Linked DNA regions of Homo sapiens: region 2 is linked to region 1. A link is a contact called in ENCODE POLR2A ChIA-PET data. All regions are on one chromosome and are shown on one strand. The core of a region is the stretch at or near the end of the contact, and the rest is flanking DNA. Distances in the headings are between cores, read along the strand shown.

Region 1 (4,454 bases), core at 1,955-4,454:
GAGAACAAATTATCTCAGGCAGGCATATCAAACTATGAATTCCTTAGAAATTATGGTATGTGGGATAAGGAAAAGCTTAAAAATAAAAAATATAAATTTTTGCTTCTCTCTCTAGAATATATTTTTTTTTTTTTGACGGAGTTCACTCTTGTTGCCCAGGCTGGAGTGCAATGGTACAACCTCGGCTCACTGCAACCTCCACCTCCCTGGTTCAAGCGATTCTCTTGCCTTAGCCTCCTGAGTAGCTGGGATTACAGGCATGTGCCACCACACCCGGCTAATTTTGTATTTTTAGTGGAGATTGGGTTTCTCTGTGTTGGTCAGGTGGGTCTCGAACTCCCGACCTCAGGTAATCCGCCTGTCTCGACCTCCCAAAGTGCTGGGATTACAGGCATGAGTCACTGTGCCCGGCCAGAATTTTGTATTTTTAGGATTATGTACATAATCATAGATTTAGCTTACTCAATCATTAGTCAATTACTTTTGTCCAAAATTTCACAGCTCTGTATTTTGGAAGTTTTTGGATGATGCTGAGGCCATATTAATTAATAGGTAGCATCTGTGCCTGGTTTTTCATATTACAAATTTCAGAATCTGGCTGGACCCAGGTGGGAGGATTGCTTGAGCCCAGGAGTTTGAGGCCACCCTGGGCAACATAGGGGGACCCTGTCTCTTTCTAAAAATTAAAAATAAAAATAGTTTATTTATTTTTGAGATGAAGTCTTGCTCTGTCACCCAGGAGTGCAGTGGCACAATCTCGGCTCACTGCAACCTCCACCTCCCAGGTTCAAGCAATTCTCCTTCCTTGACCTCCCAAGTGGCTGGAATTACAGGTGTGCATCACCATGCCCAGCTAATTTTTGCATTTTTAGTAGAGACGAGATTTCACCATGTTGTCTAGGCTGGTCTTGAACTCCTAACCTCAAGTGATCCTGCCCACCTCGTATCCTAAAGTGCTGGGATTACAGGAATGAACCACCACGCCCAGCCAAAAATTAAAAATATTTAAAATAAAAATTTTAAAAATGTCAGAATCTGTTATGCCTATTTGTAAGGGCAGTCACTAGAGTAAATATTAAACAATGCTGTCAGGTTAAAATGTTTTAGACTGTGATTCTTACTTATTCCATAATTATTTATTTCACCAGCCATTAGAGGTACTGATTCTTGGTATCTGAAAACTGGAAACAATCTTGATGATTGTCTCATTCAATTCTCTATACTTCTTAGTTGGAAAGTAACACCCAGAGTCTCTTTTTATGCCCTGTGTGCATCTCGCGCATCTAGGTGCGATCTCATCACATAGCTCTAACCCCCAGGTGTCTCCCAGCATCCCCCACAGCTGTGTCACCAGTGTGGACCTTTGCTGTCATGTCCGGTCTTCGATACGCCACTGCCCACTTGCCATCTCACACTTAACATGGCTTATGCTGAGCTTGCATTTTCTCCTTAAACCACTTCATTTATTTTTCTCACTGAAACATCCAACCTGTTGGCCAGTCACATTAGCTCTGCCTGGAAGACGTACTTCCAATTTGTCCATGTCTGTCTATCCAATGCCAGGTGTAAGCCACCTCTTAATTTACACCTCTCCTGCTCCAACTCTGCTCGGAATCAATTTTCTATCTATTAAAAGAGCATATAAGATCTTCTCATCTCACGCCTCTCTGCTTGGGGCAGCCCATGGCTCCCTATTGCAGTTGGAGCAAATCCAGAGACTTGTCCTTTCCAAAGGCTAGTGAAGCCCTAAATGCTGGCCACTCTGCTGCTCCTCATGGCTACCCTCTCCTGCATCCAGACCTGCTCTTGACCCCAGACTGACATCACCACTGCCAGCACGACTCCTGCTCCTGAGGGCTGGTGGGCACCTCCAGTTCTGCCTCATCTTCTGTCTTCCCAACTCACTAGATGAAACTTGGGTTTTTAGCTGTTGGGCCACCCTCACCTCCTCTCTTGCACATCCCACAACCATTCCAACAGCATGTCCCGCATGCTCTGAGGAGGCTATGTCCCACATCCACCATGGCCACCCAGCCTGAGCCACAGCACCTTTGCAGGATCACTGCAGTGGCCGCTCGCCACGACGTCTCCCTTCTTCTGCCCTGGCCCTCTACATTCTATTTACATTGCAGCAGGAGTGATCTCTGGAAACCTCGGTAAAGCCACTTGATGCCACTTCTCAAAATCCTCCCAAGCTTTCCCTCTCGCTCAAAAGCCAAAATCCTCACCGGGATCCACAAGGCCCCACATGACCTCACTCTCGGCCACGTCTCCAATCTCCCACTCAGCTCCAGCTACCCCGGCTTCCTTGCTGGGCCTGAAATCCCTGAACGCTCCCTATCCCGCCCCGTGCTTACCATTTCTTCCCTAGGTGCCTGCACAGCTTGTGTCCCTAGGCCTCCGCTCAGTGTTGCTTGAGAAGCCTCCTTGGACCGCCCAATTGACAGGAGCAAGAGCAGGATCCCACCCCTCCCAGCCCTGGTTTCAGGTGTCCCTTCATTTTCTGAGCCATCTTTGTTGGGATTCCCACGTGAGGACTTAGTGTTCCGGGGAGCAGAAACTTACTGTGTTTCCCAGGTGTCCCCATTGCCTAAAGCAGAAGCTGTGGGGTTGAAGGTTTTAGAATGAGTGTGAGGCAGAAGCCCCACCTGTTTCTTAAACACATTGAGATTTCTCCTTCTTTGGGACCTTTTGACAGAGCTGCCCCCTCTGTCTGGAAGCCTCTTCCACCTGATCTTGTCCCATTCAGGTTTCAACTCCAGTGCCTCTCTTCGAAAAGGCCATCCCTCATCCCTTCCAAAGCCCTCCGTGGGCTCTCATGGTTTTTCGTTCAGTTGCTGCAGCTCCATGACAACATCTTGTCCTCTCTAGCTCTCCGATGAATTCCTGTGCCTGGAACATTGCCGGGCATACAGCAGGGGATGAGTAAGTATTTGCCGAACAAGGACACTTACAGTGGTTCTCATGGCCTATAGCAGGCCCTTGTTAGAGCCCTGTGGTGCAGATGGCCAACCCAGAGTTGACCAGACCACATCAGAGCCTCATCCTCGCCCCAGCAGGCCAGGGTCTCAGAGTCCAGCTGGCAGAAGACACCTGAGCTCAAAACCCCTCCACGATTCCCCAGATCACACAGCTTGGAGACCTTTCCAGAGGTGAGCTGAGCTAGGCCTTCCTGGAAATCCTGACTTTGCACTGGGGAAGAGCAGGTGGAAAAAGATTCCAGACTTGAGGAGCATTGTGACTCACAGAATCTTGGAACCTTAGAGCGGAATGTGGATGGGATGAGTAAGGACTGTTCTGAGAAGGATAAGGAGACCTCTCACCTTGGGGCTGGGCCTGAACCAGGGAGGGGCTGAAGAAAATCAGCAAGCTGGTTCCCCTCAGGGCCTCAAGGGACCTCTGCCTGAGGAATCAGCATTTGGCTTTGTAAGCACCAGGAGTACTCCTGGAAGCTCCAGGGTAAGCAAATGGAATGAGGCGGTAATTACTTTGGCAACAGTGTGGACTGGCTGAAGCTGGGAGTCTGGTAGGCGCGGACACCCCTGGAGACTTTGGGCGAAGGGTCCACGGGGATGCCTGTGAAGACAGGAGGCCGAAGTGTAGGGAGGCCGAAGGCCTCGGGGGTCACCAGGTGGGCTGGTAGAGGAAAACACGGAGCCATGGGATGTGAGGCCTCAAGACTGCAGGCGCTGTGGGCCTTCATTTGCAGTTGATGCTCCGTTTGGGTTTCTGCTGGTTGACTGTGAGACCTGACTCCTTTCCCCAACAATGCAGACTTCAGCCAAACCTTTCCCTGATCTGGGCCTCTACATGTCAAAAGCCCACCCCTGTGACTGGGGGATGGGATTATTTTCTTCACACCTGTCACCACTCTACCTTCTAACACTGGGTTCTGGGCAACATTGTGGATGGTGGCAAAACTGGGCAGAGATGTAAGAATGTCATAACTGGAGCCGGGTAAGCCAGGGTGCTGGAGGGGAGGGCCTCCCCAAGCCAGGGTCCTGGCGAAGACGTGATTTGAGTCCATCCAGGGCAGTGCCTTGTTAGCAGGCACCCCCAGGAAGAGCCTGGGGCCACGGCCAACCGCCCAGCCACGGCCTCCTGGGCAAGAAATAACTGCTTCTCATCTCTGTACTTCTTGAGTGGGAGGCAAACAGTCACAGCCATGAAACATCTGTGGGGTCTCACTGCGGACGTGGGGGACTCCCAGCTCCTTTTTCCATGCCGTGCTTATTCTCCCACCCCTTCTCGGATGCCCCATGATGTGGAGGGGAGCCCTTCGCCCCACACTTCTGGGACACCCTCCTGACGCTCCCCTCTCCTCCCCACAACCATCCTCGCCTCCCCACAACCATCCTCGCCTCCCCCGCCGTCCGGGCCATGACAGCCACCTCAGAGCTACAGCGCACAAGGAGCGTTTCGGTCCTCATGATTTCCCAGGGAGGGAAACAGAC
Region 2 (4,454 bases), core at 552-3,051, about 13 Mb before region 1:
ATAGATTTAAGTAGGGTAAAGAGCTCATTCTGTAGTAGAGGGGTCAGTGAAAAGTAATTGTTCACCTGGTAATAAGAGAAGATCTCTGTGAACAAAGTCTAAGACTGCAAACTTAGGACTGTTGGGAGATAGTCAGATAGATTCATATATAGATACAAATCTTTACCATCCTCAGACATCCGCCAACTTGGTTGTTTAGGTTGTAGGGCTTACATGAGGAAGGGTGTATAATAGATAACTCTAAAAATGTTTGAGCCTTAGACCCAGTGAGTGAGAAAGAGTGTCATCATTTAATATTCTCCTGACATTCACCTGCCCCTTCTGCATCTGTGGCTGTGACTGAGGACTTGGTTCTTTATATCACCCAGTGTTCATGAGGATTCTCTGGAGAAATTTCTTGCTGGTCTCAGTATCAAGAAAGGGGGATCTTCTCTTGAGCAATTTTGTTTTTGGTCTTGCATGTGATAGGAATTGAACTTTAGACAAGGCCTCTCTTTAAACTTGACTGCTAGAAATGCAGGAGACAAATTTTGGTCCCACCTGTAGCAAGGGTATTTGACTCTATGAGATGCATTTATTTCAAATGATGTTCATTTTTGGCTCCATCTTGTGTGCCTCATTTTTCATTTCACACACTTCTTTTTGTAGGTTATGTGCTCTTGTAAGCTATCTCGAATTCTGTTTTAAGGACAAGGTAGCATATAAATATAAGGAAATATATAAATGAAACAGAGGAAGGCTTTAAAGTCCAGAACACTATGGCCAGGAAGACAACTATGACTGTGGCTAGAGTTATGGTCTGTGGCCGTGATAATGAGTGTGTTATTAGGGCAGTCCAGCAGTGATTACAGGGAGTCAGACAGACCTCAGTCCAAGTCAGAGGTCTCTCTGCTGTTTATTAGTTGTATGATCTAAGGCATAGCATTCTCTAAACCTTCATTTTCTCATCTTTACAACAGTGATCTCTTTGTATCAGGGAGAGTGGATTAAATGAGGTAATGTATAGAAAGCACTTAGCACAACCGCACTCAATCATTAGCTATTGAGATTATCAGCACTATCACCTGGACAAGCAGCGGATGGGCCGCCCCTCTTGGCCAGGTCTTCTGTGCGCACTGACGTTGTATGAAAGTTGTCCCCACATCTCCTACACCCACCGACGCCAGGCGGCCGCGTCTGGGCCAGATATGGATCACGCCTGTGGAGCGCACCTCCACACAGGCAGCCCTCGTCCAAGGTGCAGGGCGCAGGGCACAGGGCACATGTCTACGGCCCAGTCCTGCAGACGGCTACCTAGAGACCCCAGGGCACAGGTTAAGGCAACTTCACAACTGTCTTTCCGTTCCTTTCCCCTGCCGGACTCCGCGCTCTGATATATACAGGAGAGGCCCTGGAGGGGAGAAGGCGTCCTCACTGCAGTGCTCCGAGCAGCGGCCGCAGGAAGAGGCGTGGAAGCTGCGGGTCGGCTGCGGGAAAGGGGGTCCCATGGGAGCCGCTAGGCGCAGCCCGTTTCCCGAGCTGAGGTGGAGGTCGACGGGCACAGGTGCCCTGCAAGGCGCGGGCGTGGTAGCCGGGAGCCCGCTCCTCTCCAACTCCCCTGAGACTTAACCCTTTGGCCAAGAGAGGTCGAAGGCGGGCAGGGGTGAGAGAACCGCGCGAGGCGCAGGCCGGGGCACCCGCGGAAAGGGGGCAGGTTTCGGGGAAGAGCGGCGGGGCGCCGCACGTTTCCTGCAGCCGCCAGCATCAGCGTGTCAGGTGGTTGCCAGGCGGGTGTGAGCGCGCGCGCGAGGCAGAGGGGGCGCGCTCGCACAAAGTTTGTGCCTGCGGTGCACCTCGGTCGGGCTCGCCGGGCTCGAGGGCTGGCGGGCGCCGGGGCTACGAGGCCCGGGGGGGAGAGAGCCGGCAGGCGGCGGCGGTGGTGGCGGGGGCGATGCGCCGCGCCCGGCCGCGCTAGGTGAGCCGGCACCGGGAGCGCGGGCCGCGGCCATGGGCACCCTGGGCAAGGCGAGAGAGGCTCCGCGGTGAGTAGAGGCGGCCGTGGCCCTCGGGAGCGCCTGTGTCCTTTCTTGGGAAAGAGGCCCCTGCCCGTCGCCCCAACACCCCGAGGGAAGTTGAGGGCGGAGGGGGGCCGGGGTCGGCCGGAGTCCCGGGACACCAGCGCGACGGGCGGACGTGTCCAGAACGCCCGGCGCGCTGCGCCCGGGGTTTCGGGGAGGGAGCTGGGGCTGAGGGGTGGTAGAGGGGCGGCCGCGAGGCCAGAGCTCGTCCGGTGAGATCTGCTAGGGCCGAAGCTCTTCGCGGAGCCGGCGCCCGCCCGCCGACTTCCTCCCCCACATCTCCACGCCCGGCATCGGGACTCCCACTCGCGGACTTTCCGCGCTGCCCGCACCTGCTGGGGCGCTGGGCTCCGGCTGCGCCACCTGGTGGCCCCTCCCGGCCCTGCCCAGAACGGCCGAGGAGCTTGCAGGGAGCCCGCAGAGGTGGCACCCCTCGGTTGCCCCTGCCCCACGGAAGTTTCCAGATCCGTGGGTCAGGGAAACATATCGCCTTCCGTATGGGAAGCTGCACTCCTCTCCCCCTCACTATGATTCTATAGAGGGTCTTGGATAACAGAAGTTGAAGAAAGAGGGACAGTGAGTGAAAGGGCTCTTGGCCAGGCAGCTTTGAGTTTGTAGCCAAAGGACCAGAACTAGGCAACTGCATGAACAAAGGCCTGGCCTCGGCGTAGGGGCTGGACAAGTTGTGCACTTCACAACTCCATTCACATCGACACTGATGGGACTGTGCCTTGCACCACCATACCCAGTAGCGGCAGGAAGCTTGCGATGCTGGACTTCCCGTGCTTATAATCCCAGGAACGAAGGATTCTTGGCCCTGTATGCACGCCCTGCCTCTCCCCATCCAGGTATCCCCTGAGGGTCCACCACTGTACTTTGCACTAGATTCAGAAGGAGGAGTTCAGTACATTAAATTGAGTATTGTAAGGGGAAGAGGACGGGACTGGAAGGAATCCATACTAGAAGTCAAGAGAGTCACCTTCCACTGCAAAGAAAGTTGTGGAAGTTCCAGTTCCCTTGCTCCATTTCATCTCTTACTTTTCTAGGCGGATTTCATAAAAAGCTCAGCCTGAAACTGACCTCCACTGAGATACCTATGCCTGGAGAGGATTTCACCTAAACCAGTTTAGAGTTTTGACGGTCTCCTTCAGCAAACCTATGGGGCTTTGGTTACTTTTAGGCTTGGAAAACACCTTCAAGTTAATTTGTTTCTCTCGGGGTTTTGGTTTTTTCATTTACAGGAAAACATTTGGCTACTGTATTTTTTTAAAAAATATGCCTTTACAGACTCAGAGGCCATTCATTCTATGGATTGTTAAAACACCTTCGACCTGCCTATAATAGAGCATTTTATAAATCCTTGTCTACTCCCATTTCACCAGAAAAGGCAGAACGATTTGAGGATTTTTCACAAGGCAACCAGTTAAGAGACTGTACAGCAAGAAAGCCAGGTTTCCTAGTCTATGGTGCAGATAATCCCCATCTTCTTAGAACTCTGAGGCTGCACTTTGGCTTTTAGTACTTTCTCTTCTCCCTGTTCTCTCATGGCCTAGTCCTCTGAGTCTCTCTGGGCTCCATACTTCCCAGATTGCTTTTGTCACCCTTTCTTCCCTTTTACTACCCTATACTTTACCCTGATCCCTTCTAGTTCTGGTAAAAGCATCAACCTTCAAGAATCCACTTATGAAACAAAGCGGTTTCTCTTACTGGTGACACTAGGAAACTTTACCAGAATTAGAAAACAGGGCAGGATTAGGAGTCTTGAATGGTCAGTGTCACCAACCAAGAAAGAAAATGGAATTTTCCTTGGATCTGTAGCCACCTCCCCTCCACCCCTAGCAGGAAGAGCTCTGTCAGTAGATAGAGCCTCTAGTTGCAGTTGCCTCTTCTCCAAGGTCTAGGGAGAAGTATTGTGGAAGGCCTGAGAGAAGGAGACTTCTACAATGAATGACTTTATTTTTTTAAAACCTTTCCCCTACTCTGCCTTTGGTGGAGGTCTTAATGGTGACAAAGGCAGCAGCTGGGGCAGAAAGCTGAGTAATCCCAGCAGTGGCTATGTAGCCCCAGGTGTAGAGAGTTGTTAGTGCTTCCAGGAAGGGAAGGGCGCCCACCTGGGGCGCACTGCATGGGCCACAAGGGGCTGGCTTCTAGCCTGTCTCTGCAGTGGTGGCCAGGCACGTTGCTCTTCTGATTCTGGACCTCCACACTGTAGAAGGGGGCTTTGGAAAATGACCATAAAGAGTCTGTCCAGCTCTAGGGACCTGAGGACAGTTCTGAGGGCCTGCAAGAGGAATATGGGCTGAGATTCAGCCTTTACATTACCAGTTATGCTTTTGAAGGATTTTGCTTTCATTTTAAATTGAATTGACCTTTTCAGCCTCTCTGTGATTGTCTACT

What was found. ChIA-PET counts read pairs that join two places held with the same protein, here RNA polymerase II (POLR2A).
Region 2: POLR2A ChIA-PET joins it to region 1 with 27 read pairs in activated T-cell. The contact joins the promoter of RASGRP1 here to the promoter of ATP10A-DT in region 1. POLR2A ChIA-PET finds 5 or more read pairs at or near these places in 2 of 52 experiments (activated CD4-positive, alpha-beta T cell and activated T-cell).

Annotation. Positions count from the first base shown.
Region 1 is chr15:25,864,020-25,868,473 of GRCh38, reverse strand. It overlaps ATP10A-DT (ATP10A divergent transcript), which reads right to left and starts at 3,204. Exons shown (of 2, transcript NR_183988.1): 1 at 2,566-3,204. It also overlaps a transcript of ATP10A not described here.
Region 2 is chr15:38,562,161-38,566,614 of GRCh38, reverse strand. It overlaps RASGRP1 (RAS guanyl releasing protein 1), which reads left to right and starts at 1,801. Exons shown (of 17, transcript NM_005739.4): 1 at 1,801-2,021. The coding sequence starts at 1,987. RefSeq lists enhancers at 1,195-1,384, 1,226-1,737, 4,120-4,219, 4,280-4,409 and silencers at 1,595-1,644, 1,805-2,044, 2,075-2,294, 2,305-2,504.